Linked DNA regions of Homo sapiens: region 2 is linked to region 1. Evidence: read pairs that join two places in POLR2A ChIA-PET (ENCODE). Cell type or tissue: GM12878. All regions are shown on one strand.

Region 1 (4,000 bases):
TTGAATTGGGGTATGAGACACTGATATTTTATCATAAGCCACGATTACCCGTCTACAGAATCACTAGAAGATGCGTTTGCACATATGTGGTATCCACAATGCCACTTTCGCCACGTGACATTAGTGATGGTTTCCTTCTTGCCTTTTCTAACTCCATGAGGTGGGCGCTTATGTCAGGGCTTGTTCTAGTTGCCGGGGATGCACCCACACACCAAAGAGACCACTCCTTTTGTCTTGGAGTGAAGAAAAGACACAATTACAACGAAATGTGACAGTTGTGCCAGAGGAAGACTGGATGCTCCGAGCACACACAGCATTCACTGCAACCTGACTTCTTCCCCTTAGTCAGGGGAGAAAGGGGGAGACACACTGTGTCAAATGTGGCCAAGAGAACAGGTCTAAAGACAGCTCTGGGCACCCCAGGGGTTTCAGGAAGGTGAGAAAAAGCAGCAAAAGAGAACAAGGAGTGGCCAGAAACGTAGGAGAAAGCCAGGCAAACTCGGTGTTTTGGAAGCCAAGGGAGGTGTTTCTTCAGGAGTGCTCAAGGACCGCAAAGGATGCTAACTTCAGGCGAGGACCGAGGCGACCCATCACCCCCTGCCACACGTGACCTGAAGAGCAGCTTCAGCAGAATGGATTTAACAGCAAATGCAGGAAGAGAAATTAGGGAACACAGAACACTTTTTCAAGACTAGAGACCATGGCACAACTGGCAAAGGAGAGAGGTGTGGACTGTCACGGGGGCTAAGATCCAGTGTGTAGAGTGTTCCAGAAGGGAGGGCTGCGAGGAGGGGCATGTAGGAAATGTGCTGTCAAGTCAAATACAGCGAGACCAAAATTCCACTGGCACGAGAAATGGGATGAACTCAGTAAGGGCACCTTCCACATCGCTAAGGAGTAGGGTGAGAAACGCCCACCCAGAGGCACCCAGGGCTGCGCATTTGACGGGGCCTTGCTCTTTCCAAGAAGAGACAGACTTGGCATGTTACCTATCTGAAGGGGGCGCAGAGTGGAGTCCCTGAGGAGAGGATGGGATCCAGGCGGTGATGGGATCCAAACGTGGTCGTTCAAGTCTTTTCTCCTCAAACATTTAGCCAAGGGCACAACTCTATCTCCTAAGCATTCCAATTGAAGACTCTTGTGTGTTCTGCCCCACAATTTACTCATGTTGCTCCATGATTGGGATAGGGTGCGTCACACATTATCTAAAACTTCACAGCTCCCAGTGTCTGTCCCAAACTCCTGCCAACTGCCAGGACACACCGCGAGCCCCACAGCAGCCTCTGCTGGTGGACAAGGTGAGCACATGGCCTAGGTTTGAAGCATGGTTTTTATGGCTCTGGCCGTCCCTTCTTCCCCAGGGGCCTCAGCTTTTGGCATTTGCACCTCTGCCCCCAATTTCTCATTTTTTCAAGAAAGGTCCAAGACCTGCTTTCCCTGGCAAGCTCAGTCCACCTTTCTGAAATGCTTAATGCCCTAGATCTGTAATGTGATTTTCACTGTATTATTACTTCACATAACTTTTTTTTTTTTTTTTTTTTTGGAGATGGAGTTTTGCTCTTGTTGCCCAGGGTGGAGTGCAATGGCACGATCTTGGCTCATCACAACCTCCACCTCCACCTCCCACGTTCAAGCAATTCTCCTGCCTCAGCCTCCCAAGGAGCTGGGATTACAGGCATATGCCATCATGCCCAGCTAATTTTTTGTATTTTTAGTAGAGACAGGGTTTTACCATATTAGTCAGGCTGGTCTCGAACTCCTGACCTCAGGTGATCCACCCATCTTGGCTGGTGGGATTACAGGCGTGAGCCACTGTGCCTGGCCACATAACTGTTTCATTAGCTGCAAGAAGCTTCCCACACCTTGATGACTTAAGGCCTTTGGCTAATATGAACACAAGGATGAAGTAGACTACAGCGAGTAGCGTTGTGGACCAGTTACTAAGCCCATCTAAGCTTCAGTTTCTGAAAACCAAGGTTAGTAACATACCCGTTTCATAGGATTCTAGGGGGATCAAACAGAAATGGACACTCCTGCCACGTGGTAAGTGCTCTTCAAATGCTATTACACAACGCAAGTTTCCCCTCCCCTCCATTATCTCCTAATCATTCTCCCTGACACCCTCCTTCCACCCCTACCAAAAGGTGCTAGATGCAAGGGGGGCATGCAGAATTCAAGCACTGTTTCTCCCCATGGAAAAAAATCAGGTTTCAAGGTAGTCAGTCACATCTAATAGTGTACTTAAACATACCCCTCTACTTTTTGTCGTTTATTTCTATTTATAACAAACTCTTGTGTTGAGGGCTCTTGATGGACGGCAGCAAGGGAGCTGCTCTGCTGCATATGAAACCCCGACCCAGAGCCCCTCTACTCATGCGATGTGTAGTTGACAGCCACTTCACAAACATTTTCAGCTACAGAAAATATATTCAAGGAAGAATGTTAAAAAGTTTCCTTATAACCTACAAGGGGTTCTCTCTAGATGTAAACAAATCTGGATGAAATATTTTAATCCAAGTATACCATTTCCCACGTCGTAAATCTTCTGGGCTGGTGGGAGCCAATCCAGTTACACACTGGAAGGGGAGTGAGGGTCCCAGGGCTTCCCCACACCTCACAAGGCCCACCCTTGTTTCCACTGACCCTCTCTTTGACCTGAAACCCCCAATTGCCTCCACAGGCAAAACAAAACTCAAATCTCTCTAGACTCAAAGACTTAAGACTATGCCAACCTATTTGTTTGTAATTACACTGCTCAAGGCTCCTGTTTCCTCTCCTTCAGCCATTCTCCAGAGCGCTCCTCAAGAGATTTTAAGTCTCTCACAGCCAGACTGTATTTCCCTTGGTCAAGAAGCAACCACGGAATATTCTACCTGCAGGAGATAACAAATGTTGACTAATTTATGTATGAGACCATTCTATAGTACTTTTGCAGCGAATTACCCCCTATTCTGAAGGTTAATGTTTTTCCTTCTGATGATCTAGACGGGGTCCACACACTACAGCATTCAGCCCAAATCCAGCCCATGAGCAGAGAATCTTTTTTAAAAACAATCCTTTAAAAATATAAAAACCTAAGACTATGTGACAGAGATCATATGTGGCCTGTAAAGTCTAAAATATTTACTGTTTGGCTCTTTATCCAAAACTGCTGATAGTGCCTCTGGACAAGAGCGTAAAAGATGAGTCATGGCGTAAGGGAATAACTGAGAGGTCACGTAGAAACCTGGTCAGCCTATGAGGAACCTTGAGGCACGATGTTTCTTTATCCCAGTAATTCGGCAACTCGACTCCAAGCACCCAATTTTGTGGATGAACCCCAAGGAGTCTGTCAACTTTCAAAATCACGGCAGCTGTCTGCCACTTGCCAGACTTATTTTGGGTGAGTAATAATAAATAGAGAAATAAGTAATAGTTAGAGGTTGTAATAAAAAGCTATTTAATGTTTGATAGACAAATTGAAGTCCATAAATCTCCTTGAATAAAGATGCTAAAAATGTTATTCTTGTTTTTTAAATAGTTTCGTTTTTACAAAGTTCTGTACATAAAAATAAATATACAGAAACAAACCCCATCAACTGTCCACATCAGTAATCCTCACTGGTGGGCTCACCATTGATAAGGAAGACATCATTCAACGCAACCTGTCACAGAGACTGTCCTAGCAGCAAGGATTTCTAACCTCAAAAGAACATTACTAGGCCTCTTTTATCAAGATTGCTAATCATCTAGAGGCCTTTACCTACCAACTAGCAATTAACCATGAAATCAATGAATGCAATCACTGTCTCCAAGTAGAATGTGACCAATGACCTCATGCCTAGAGGCAACATCTATACCTTTTGCTGACTGGAGCCCTGACATATGCAGGTGTAGTTAGGAACAGAAATCAACCCCACCTCCCCTTGGCTAGTCACTGTGAAAAGCGTGCGTAAGGCAATTGAATCGAGGGTTAAGGGTTCATCTTGCTAATGTCAAAAGTGACACTAACAAGATTCTT
Region 2 (4,000 bases), 120 kb before region 1:
TGGGGCATCTGAGAGCGGAACATCAGGCGGTGGTGATTGCAGGTGTGAGCAGAATCACAGGGCTCTGCGGTGCCCAGGAAAAGGGTAAGAACGGTATTGTTTTTCCCCCTAGTTTCACATCTTTTGAGAGGCCATACACAGAGCATCGGCCTTTTGCAGCACAGTTTTCTGTTGTTTCATCCATTTGCATCTTCCAAGAGGCTCCTGTAGCAGGATGAATAGAACCATCAGTTTTTCCAAATGCTATCCCTGCACCCAGGACAATTATGGGACTTTCTGAGGTTATCTGGGAAGGAGGAGGACTGGGGATGGGAACTCACACTTCCTGCCTATCTACCATGGCTGGAGAGGCCACAGTGCCACCCATGTTTGTGAATGTGACTGATCTCCTTTCATTCTCACAGCTCCCGTAGGGTTTATTCTCCTGTTTCACAGATGAAGTAACAAGTGAACAGAAATAATGAGCTGGGCGAGATGCTCACACCTGTAGTCCCAGTGTTTTGGGAGGCTGAAGTGGGAGGATCGCTTGAGCCCAGGAGTTCAAGACAAGCCTGAACAACACAGTGAGACTCTATCTCTACAAAAAGTTTAAAAACCTAGCCAGGCGTGGTATGCAACTGTAGTCCTACCTACTTGGGGGGCTGAGGTGGGAGGATCGCTTGAGCCCAGGAGGTCAAGGCTGCAGTGAGCTATGATTGCAACCACTGCACTCCAGCCTGGGCAACAGTGTGAGATCCTGTCTCTAAATGTAAAAGATAATCGACCAAAGTCACCTGTCTGGGGATCAGCAGTGCTAGGATGCAGTCCCAGGTCTGCTGGCTTTGGAGCCCCACTCTGCCCCCAGCCCCAGCCTGTAGGTTTCTTCTGGTGGGCGCGTGTGTATGTATTTGTCGTCTCACAACATGAAAAGCCTGTACATTCTGGCTCTGGAGTCAGACTGCCTCCCTCTGAGCCCCGGTTCCACTGCTCACTGGCTGTGTGACCTGGAGCAGGTTTCTTGACCTCTCTGTGCTTCAGTTTCCTCATCTGTAAAATGGGAGTAATGAGAGTGGCATCTACCACAGAGCTGGGATGGGGAAAGTCCTGTGTGAGCTATTTTTATTTTTGTTGTTGTTGTGGATGCTGGAGTGGGTGGAGGAGCCTCTGAGCCTGCACAGCTGGGAGGGGCAGTCCCAGGAAAGCGTCCGGAACCCTGCTGACCTTCGGAGCCCCCAGAACCCACTTCAGCGGAGGCAGGCGTGGAGGGCAGCGGTGTCGGGCTCTGACACCCTAGACGCTGTCCTCCCAGGAAGTGGTTTTGGTTTTATCCCACTTTTGGTCTGAGTGAGCAGACAGGCCCTTTTGGGCTCCTGTCCCCAAATAGCCTCCCACCCTGTATCTGAGGGAAAGTGAAACTGTCCACCCTCAGGTCCTGATCAGGTCCCTGCTGAGGCCCTGACCCCCCTCTGAGGTGCTCGGAAGAATGGGCTTGGATTCCGGCCAAGCACCCAGAGAAAGGTCAGCCGCGCTTGCTGGATGCGAGTGGGTCAGGGGCCCTGCTAGTGTGGGGACAATGGATCCCTCAGCCCTGGCCCGTGGGGCTCTGTCTGCCCATGGAAAGGCCCAGACCCCAGTGGGAAAGGTTCTGGGCTGGCGGCCTGGGGGTGCCCTGCACTGCCTGCCTGTCCTTGGGGCTTTATTGCCACTGGACTGGGCGTTTCTGTTGTTTCCCTGAGGGCACCTTTCTACCTACACCTCCAGCCCTCAGGGCCTGACCACCCTAGCTGGGCTTCCAGCCTGAACTGAGAGGCCCACCTTCCCAGGGCACCCTCTGGGCCTGACCAAGCCAGTCTTGCCTGCGACCCCTGAGAGGCCAAAGCAAGGCCCTGGGTACATGAGGCTTCCCGACTCTGCTTAGAGAGCACCGGTTGCTTCATTCCCCCCTACCTAAAGTGTGAGCTCTAAGATGGCAGAGGCAGGGTCTGAGACAGTCAGAGCCCCCATAGCTCCGTGCCAGGTCCCAGGTCCCCAGACCCAAGCCCACAGCAACAAGCACAGAAACCGGTGGTGTGGAAACAGTCCCCAGACAACCTTATCAGTCAGATAGCATAAAGCCTTCCTGTCTGCTCCAGCCTGGCCCCGTAAAAACAGAGCTGCTGATTAGAGCCTTCCAGACACCAAGACTGGAGCCCTTCACGGGCTGGAGAGACATTCTGGTGAGCTTTTCCTGCCCCACTCTATCTTTAAAAATTACGAGGGGTCAGGCACTGTGGCTCACGCCTGTAGTTCCAGCACTTGGGGAGGCCAAAGCAAGAGGACTGCTTGAAGCCGGGAGTTGAAGACCAGCCTGGGCAATATAGCAGGATGCCATCTCTAATAGATACATGTATTTGGGATTTTCCAAATTAGCACCTGTCCTTGAAAAGAAATTTGATGCTGTCTTTTTAAAACCATAAAAATATTCATCATTTACCCAGAAATTTCATTTATGAGAATGTAGCTTAAGGAAATAATGGAAAGGAAGGACTAAAGTACTAGTTAAAGCTACCCACTGCTGGGTCTGTCTAGAACATCTAACCTGACCCTGGAAATGACCCCATGCCCAACATCAAAAGGACGGCTAGGTTAGCGCACGGCAGCCCACCCGCACGGCTGTATTAGTGCACGGACGGCTGCTAAGGATGGCTATATTAGTACACGGCTGTATTATGCACTCGACGGGGTCCTGGATGGCTGTTAAGAATATAAGTGACCAAGGTACACAAGCGGCCTGTGCCCAGCGGGCGTGCAACGTGCCTGCATGTGACCAGGCATGAGGGCACATGTCAGGATGCTGGGATTGCAGCTCACACTCCCTCCTGGCCCCTTTTCTTGCTTTCATTCTTTTCTTTCTCTCTTCTTTCCTTTAACTGAGGCCACAAGGACTTCTGCCTGTCCTCAAGAGGCTGGGAAGACAGCCTCCGAGTGGCACCTTCTGGCACGTGGAGAGAGGAGGAAATGCATGAAACCACTTCCCAGCTTTCTTCCTCATTTGCAAACCCTTGCTCTTCCTCTCAGCTCCTGTGAACCCCAAAACAACAACAAAATAGCATCGTCGTCATCATCATCGTCACCATCGTCATTGTCGTCAAACCCAGAGCCAAGCTATACTTCCTCCCCAGTGAGTCCACGTTTCCCTGCAGGCCCTGCCCTGAGACCCCAGCTCCGGAGAGACCTGTCACTGGAAAGTGTCTCGGAAGCCAACTCCACCACTCGCTGGGGCTTTCCTTCCCTTCCTCAGGGGAGCAGAGGAGCTAATTGTCCAAAGGCCAAGCCACCTGCTGGGTTGCCCAAGGAATACAGGCCAGTCCAACCGGGGACAAGCACGTTAGACAGAAAAATAAAATTCCAGATCCAAAGGGGAAGCTGACAGCAGTGCATCAGGGGCACACCCACCCAGGGTGGACAGCAAAGTAGGCACAGGGGGCTCCACGGCAAGTCAGAGCTGAGTGTTCCTGGCAGGTGTGGGCCAGGAACTTGACCCAGAGCTCGCTACCCAAACATCCAAGTCACTGCCTGCTCTGGGTGAGGGGGTGCTTGGGACCACAGCTGGGGGAGGATCCTCAAGCACAAAACCAAAAAGCACCAACCCTAAGGACAAGATCGACCAGCCTGACCGCGTTACATTTATGAACTTCTGTTATCAAAAGACACCATAAAGGCCGGGTGCTACGGCTCATGCCTGTAATCCCAGCACTTTGGGAAACCAAAGCAAAGGGATCACTTCAGGCCAGGAGTTCAAGATCATCCTGGCCAACATGGCGAAACCTCATCTCTACTAAAAAATAAAAAATAATAAGAATAAATAAAAAATAAAAGTAAAAAAAGACGTCATAAAGAGGGAAAAGACAAGTCACAAGCTGACAATATTTCAACAATAATGAGCAACACAGAATTTGTATTCAAAATACAGAAAGAACCCCGCTAATCTAATAAGGAAAAGATAAACAATATAATAGGAAAATGAGCAAAAGACTCAGAG

What was found. Peaks named below come from ENCODE experiments on the same cell type or tissue, not always from the same donor. Only the 100,000 strongest peaks of a DNase experiment are listed, where the experiment ranks them.
Region 2: POLR2A ChIA-PET joins it to region 1 with 6 read pairs; 2 of 35 experiments call an interaction of 5 or more read pairs at or near these places.

What each region holds. Positions count from the first base shown.
Region 1 is chr15:101,268,773-101,272,772 of GRCh38, forward strand. It overlaps SELENOS (selenoprotein S), which reads right to left. Exons shown (of 6, transcript NM_018445.6): 6 at 3,419-4,000. The coding sequence ends at 3,999. Among named protein-coding and RNA genes, the nearest start is that of SELENOS, 6.7 kb to the right of the region's middle. In GM12878, a CTCF peak has its summit at 1,287 (motif pointing left); no DNase peak of the experiment used is centred here.
Region 2 is chr15:101,147,346-101,151,345 of GRCh38, forward strand. The region is part of intron 1 of LRRK1-AS1 (LRRK1 antisense RNA 1); the gene reads right to left. Among named protein-coding and RNA genes, the nearest start is that of LRRK1-AS1, 2.5 kb to the right of the region's middle. In GM12878, no CTCF peak of the experiment used is centred here; no DNase peak of the experiment used is centred here; H3K27ac peaks cover 226 bases.